Linked DNA regions of Homo sapiens: region 2 is linked to region 1. A link is an interaction called in ENCODE POLR2A ChIA-PET data of the cell type or tissue named here. Cell type or tissue: endothelial cell of umbilical vein. All regions are shown on one strand. Each heading gives the region's core, and the rest is flanking DNA. Links, peaks and the distances in the headings are about the cores only.

The links. ChIA-PET counts read pairs that join two places held together with the same protein. Peaks named below come from ENCODE experiments on the same cell type or tissue, not always from the same donor. Only the 100,000 strongest peaks of a DNase experiment are listed, where the experiment ranks them.
Region 2: POLR2A ChIA-PET joins it to region 1 with 5 read pairs; 2 of 35 experiments call an interaction of 5 or more read pairs at or near these places.

The regions. Positions count from the first base shown.
Region 1 is chr1:207,936,698-207,940,049 of GRCh38, forward strand. No RefSeq gene overlaps it. Among named protein-coding and RNA genes, the nearest start is that of LINC02767, 21 kb to the right of the region's middle. In endothelial cell of umbilical vein, for the core only: no CTCF peak of the experiment used is centred there; DNase peaks (open chromatin) are centred at 704 and 1,534; H3K27ac peaks cover 2,288 bases.
Region 2 is chr1:207,846,431-207,849,782 of GRCh38, forward strand. No RefSeq gene overlaps it. Among named protein-coding and RNA genes, the nearest start is that of MIR29B2CHG, 25 kb to the left of the region's middle. In endothelial cell of umbilical vein, for the core only: no CTCF peak of the experiment used is centred there; DNase peaks (open chromatin) are centred at 811 and 1,941; H3K27ac peaks cover 2,500 bases.

The DNA.
Region 1 (3,352 bases), core at 359-2,858:
CTTAAACTTTTAGCAGTATATTAATCTTAACAAAGTCTAAGATTAATACCTTCATTTTTTTCAAACATTCAAGGATTTCCCCTTTTGTGTTACAGGATATTGTATTCTGTTAATTGAAATCTATTTTCATTCATTTTTCATCAGCAAATATTTATTGAGTGCTTACTGTATGCCAACACTGTCATAGTAGCACACAATACATCAGTAAACAAAATCTTCCAAAATAAGAATTCTTAACCCCCACCCTTATAAGGTCAGCCTATAGTTAAGAGTTCTAGGGGAACTTTTTTTGTCCCTACTCCACCACACCCCCAAAGTCCAGATGCAAAAAGAAAAATTTCCTTGTGATTTATCTTTATATAAACTGTCAGAAATAAAAGTGGAAATAAACAATTAAATAGCACATACATACACATTTGTAAAATATGTATAGATATATGTATATGTGTGCATATCCATGCACGCATATAAACAAAGATTTTATCAGAATATATCCCTGTGTACTTTAAAGACTCCTATTTGTCACAAAGCTGATTATCAAAAATAAAAGGAAAAAAAAGCAGAAAAAGAAAAAAAGCATACCTTCTCCTCATTTCCCCTGTCTACATCAGCCACATTCCTCTCTTTTTACAAATTCTTTTGGCATTTACCTCCATATTTATTTTAAAAACATGCTTATATTACTACTTCCTGATTTTTTCTATTTCTGTCATTACAAGTAAATTCCCGAGGTTGGCAGAGGAGGTTTAGCTGTTTTGCTTTACCTCCTCCATTATACCATTTACTCTCCTGCCCCACAAGGTTAATTCCAGGGATGACAATACGTGGTTCATTTTGCACAGTTATATCCTAATACTGATGTGGACAATCTTTATTTCGCATCTACTATTTTAAAATTATACAAACTCTATAGGTGAACAAAGTAACTTAAATATTTTCTGCCTTTTCTGAACTATTTTTTTATTTTCCCTGCTAATAAACATAGTCTTGAGTTTTTACTTGGTGTGGGTTTTGTTCATCTATATAGCTGAGTGCTTGATAAGTCTTTTGTCTCTGGAAACACATAACTGGCCATTTGGGGGTGTTAAAAGAAAAACTTTAGACAAATTCAATTTAGCAGAGTTTATGTATTTATTTATTTATTTTCAGACAGAGTCTTGCTCTGTCACCCAGGCTAGAGTGCAGTGACATGATCTCGGCTCACTGCAACCTCCGCCTCCCGGGTTCAAGTGATTCTCCTGCCTCAGCCTCTTAAGTAGCTGGGATTACAGGTGCATGCCACTGCACTGGGCTATTTTTTTTTTTTATTTTTTGGTATTTTTAGTAGAGACGGGGTTTCACCAGGTTGGTCAGGCTGGTCTCGAACTCCTGACCTCGTGATCCGCCCGCCTCGGTCTCCCAGTGTGCTGAGTTACAGGCGTGAGCCACTGTGCCCGGCCAGCAGAGTTTGTTTAAGCAAGAGTGATTCACGAATCAGGCAGTAGCTAGAATCAATAGAGGTTCAGAGAGCTCCACTCAGCAAAGTGGAGCTCTCTGAAAGTGGAGCTCTTTATAGACAGGAGGAAGTGACACACAGAGACAGCTTGCTTGGATACAGCATGGCATTTGCTGTATTTGAACATGGTCTGATTAGCTGGCAGCCTGTGACTATTATTTGTTATAAGAATACTCTTAAGGTGGTTTGCCATTTGTGTACACGCTGAGGTTGCAGTTTGCTATGTAAAAATTCAAAATACAGAGGCAGCTTAGGCCAAATTTAATTGAATTTAATAAGGGAAAATATCTTGAACTATTTTGTTGTCTGGGTATTGGACTTTCTGAACTAGCCCTCTGGCTTTCTTTTCTTTTCAATAATATTTTCCATCTTGTGTTTTTACTCTATCCTGGGTGATTTTCAACTCTTTTATTACGTTTTGTTTTCTGAATGTTGTTTCTTTTTTTTGTTTTTTGTTTTTGGCATTCTGGTTTTTTTTTTTTTTTGTAATATCTTTTCTTCTCTCATTCCTTTGAGAAAAGATATTAGTATCTTTCCACATCTCTGTGAGAATATTAATGATAGTTCTTTTAAAAAATGTTTTTTCTCCCTGCATAGTCTCCATTTTTTCTAAGTTGCTTTACCACCCTGTTTACATGTTTGTTTGATTTGGTTTATATGTATCATGATAGAGGCTTTCTTTGATATCTGATGGCCCTTGAGTGTCTGTTCATATTTACTGGCTATGGGAGCACCAGTGACCTGATTGGTGAGGCTCTGAGAGTGAGGGTTTGGGTTGCAGCTGAGACATATCTTTGGGGAACTCCTTGGCATCAGTAGCTTTGGATCTTTCCTCTTGTGTTTGTCAGAGGCTCCAGGAAGTTTTCCATTCTCCTGTCTGGGATGTTTAGTGCTAGCTGCATATGTCCTGGGAACTAGTGAGAGAACAGGCTAAGGATCTCAGCATTCAACTGATGTTCTGTTTTCAGAATTATGCACCTGTCCTAAGCAGACGCTGATGTCTGGCAGTCTAGTGATTCTTACATCCTTCAGTGACTAGATCTCTGGTCATTTTTCTGCATTTGGGAAGGGACAGTTACCTATGGTATGGGAGGAGGAACAAGTAGGAGGTGGGTGGAAATGTGGAGATTAACTGTTTCTTAAAATGACCTGCAATCAATTATTTCATTTTTAACTTTAACTTTACCTTCACTTCCTAGAGGTTCCTCCTGCCAGTTCTAAGCTTTTGGGAGATTTTAAAATTAAAGGTCTGTTTTTGTTTGTTTGTTTGTTTGTTTTAGCTTTCCCCAGTACAGGATTAGGATTCAGCCTTCTACAGTTCTTCTAAGTCAGTTACTGCTCTTCCATATGTTTTTAAGCTTCCAATGTTTTACCATTACTGATCTGTCCTGCACCTCTTTATTCTTGTGAAAAAATTTTCTTTGCTCCCATTTTAGTGGGGTTTCAGAAAGGCATAACAGTAAATGATAAAATAATCCTTTGTATGCATCCAGAAGTAGCATGCATTTTTTCTGATTCTCCTTCAGTGAGTAAGTATGGTTCTTCAGTAAGTGTGGCCCTATGGTTCCACCAATAGTGCTCTCCAGAGGTCTTGGTTCAGGTACCACAGAAAAAAGGCCTTCTTTCTTTTCCTCTTTGTTATGGTTTAAATCAAAACTTCTATTTGACCAATTAAAAAAATTCCTCTGGACAGCTTGGCATGGAGCACGGATTTATAAATCTGATTTCTTGTTCCTTTAGGGATTTCTTTTACTTTTTTGTGAGCTCAGCTTTGTATTTAAAAGGATGGATGTCTCTCAGGACTGGCAATGGTTACTTAGGCAGATAATGTCATATTTATCCATTCATTTTACAAGC
Region 2 (3,352 bases), core at 396-2,895, 90 kb before region 1:
AGGCAACCCAATAGAAAAATAAGCAAATGATCTGAAGAGGCATTTTGCAAAGAGGATACACAAATGGCCACTATCCTCAAAACGCACATTCAGACTACAGTACAATATTACTACATACCCACCAGAATAAGTACAATGAAAAAGGAAGATAATATCAAATATTAGCAAAAATTTGGAGCAACCAGAACTTGCCTACTTTGCTAGTGTGAGTATAACTGGTACGACTGCTTTGGCACTACTATTAAAACTATGATCCAGCAACTCCACTTCTAAGTTTATACCCAGCAGAAATATATATGTATATACACAAGTATGTATATGTATGTATACATACATTCAGGTATGTATATGTATGTATACATACATTCAGGTATGTATATGTATGTATACATACATTCAGGTATGTATATGTATGTATACATACATTCAGGTATGTATATGTATGTATACATACATTCAGGTATGTATATGTGTATATATCCATTCACCAAGACATTCATATTTACAGTAGCACTGTTTGTAATAGCCAAAATCTGCACACAGCCCAAATATCCATCAATGGTATACAAATAATAAACTGTGGTCTATTAATATGGAATACTACACAGTCATGAGAATGGAAAACTACAATGGCACAGAACATGGATGAATGCCACAAGCAAAATGATGAGTGAAAGAAACCAGACTCCAAAAGAGAACATACTGTGTGATTTCATTTATATGAAGTTGAAGAGCAGGTGAAACCAATCTGTGATTGTAGCATTCAAAATAGTGGTTACCCTTGGAAGGGTGGTTTGTAACTAGAAAAAAATGCAAAGTATTTTCTGCGGGGTTTGGTTTGGTAGTGTTCTGTTTCTTTTCCTGATCTGGGCACTGGTGACAGGATATGTACGCTTTGTGCCGAACACTTATGATTCATTCACTTTTGTGCATGCATGTTATACGTCAATAACAATATTAATTTTTTAAAAAAGGGCCAGGTGCAGTGGCTCTCACCTGTAATCCCAGTGCTCTGGGAGGTCGGGGTGGGAGGATTGCTTGAGGCCAGGAGTTCAAGACCAGCCTGGGCAATATAGAGAGATCCCGTCTCTATTTAAAAAAAAAAAAAAAAACTACCCAGGTGCAATGGCGTGTGCCTGTAGTCCCAGCTACTCAGGAGGCTGAAGAAAGAGGATCACTTGAGCCCAGGAGTCGGAGGCTGCAGTGGCACTCCATAACGGCATCATAGCACTCCAGGCTGGGCAGCAGGGCAAGACCCTGTCTCTTAAAAAAAAAAATTAATACGACTAATAAAAAAAAAACGCTAACAAGAAAAAATCTAGGAGAAAATGGACTTTTATCCAATGGGTTGTTTCCCCAACACCAATGAATTTTAGTGTCTACACTCTCTGCTCACAAAATCTGAAGGACACACATATTTCTGAGCATTTTCCTATTGCATTTTAATAAATGGCAGAAATGTTACTCTACAAAGCTTCAATACCATAAAAAATAAACATGTTTTCAAAACTCCAAATTCATTTGTCAAGCTTTATGTTCTGTGAGACCCCGTCTGAAAATGTCTTCGGGTTTTATAAATGCATGCTGAAATATAAAGTAACTTTTATAAGAAACAAGATTTTTAATGAGACAGAAGTGGTTGGGCCAGGGGTGAAGGGAGTGAAAACCAAGAAGATGGAGGAGACGAGACAATTCCCAATCAGCAAAATTCAAGGCTTAAATTTCCAGTGGCTGCCAGAGCCCTGAAGTAACTCTGGGCCTGGAAGCCAGGAAGTCCAAGCTGAAGCTACGGACTCAAAGACAAGCTCAGGATCTGGGGGCAAGATGGCAGCTGAAGTGTGGAGACTCAGACACAGGCAAAAGAATCCAGAATGCTGCTGGATGATGACTATAAGCTACCAGGAGGTTATGAGAGGAGTGATCTGCACTTCCTGACCCGGCTCAGGAAACAGTGGCTGGGCGTGGGCAGCCTTGGGTACATAAGGAAGTGACTTCAGCCGATCATGGAATAAGAGGATGTAACCTTGGGTGTGCTCTGACCTGCAGCAGGGATGAGCAAGCCGGGCTTACCCAGAGGTTCTTTCTCTACTGGGTGTGAGTTTCTAAATATACACACACTCATCTGTTCAATCCATTCAAATATTTACCCTCATTGAACAGGACTTCTGAGGCTTTTGGTTTCGACTGCCCTAGTTGCCAGCTAAGACAGCAGTAATCTAGAACCTGGCTCCTGAGCCCACCAGTACCATCTCAGTCCCTTGCATGAGAAGGGGAGTAGTGAACCCGAACTCCAAGAACAGCAAGCACTTGCCATATCATCCATTCCCCAGTGACTTCCACTAGCAAAGGGAGACTTTTAAAAAGAAAAAAACCCAGGCAACTCCAAAGTCATTTGTAAAATGTTATTTACTCTCCTCCTAAGTAGAATGACCTTCCTAAACTGTCTGGTTTGGGCTTATCAAAAAAAAAAAAAAAATATATATATATATATATATATATGTATGTATTTGCCTCCTCAAAAACAGGGACTTTGAATAAGTTTTGTGGCCAGGGGAACAACACTGAGACGCAAACTGGAGGCAAGGATGTCAAATGCACCCAATGAGAATATCTATCCCTCTCCCTGCCAATCTCCTCTCTCACCACTCCCACCACCTCTTCTTTCCCCAAATCATAAAGTGTCACTCACACCTTCACCCTCTGACATGACGATTAGAGAGTCCAGGTAGTGGGGTCACATGGAGAGAACCTTGAAACTTGTCGTGAATTTTTAAAAGTCAGCACATTCTAGAATTCACACACAGTGACCCTCCCTTCACTATCTAGAGCAAGCAAAGGTCCTCACTTTGGGAGACTTCTCATTTCCCTGTTCTGGCCTTAAAGCAGCCCTGCCAACTGCAGAAGAACGGTGCTGGCAGATGAGAGATGCACCAGGCTGTTCAGGCATCTGGCCACAGGTTGAGTCTTTCACCTGGGAAATAACATCATGTTCTCCACGGCAATGAGTATGTGTTTCCTGAGTTTAAGAGAACTTTAGCAAGCAGAACTCAGTTCTGCAAGGCAGAACAAACTTTAGCTACAGAGAGAAAGAGAAGGAAAACAGCTCCAGGCTAGACTCTGATCATTCCCACATGAAGCCTCCTTGGAATGGCTTCCTGGTTGCCCTTAAAGTTCATCTTAAAGGTACCAACACCTAAATCATAGGCTTATTTAGGTGCACCAGAGACACAGCTGCACAAAGCCACCCGCATGACCTGGGATACGTGTGTGCTTACAGGGGGATTCTATGGGAAACTGGACCACAGGAGCTTTAGCGATGGCTTGGAAACAACTTCCTGAAGGCAATATTGTT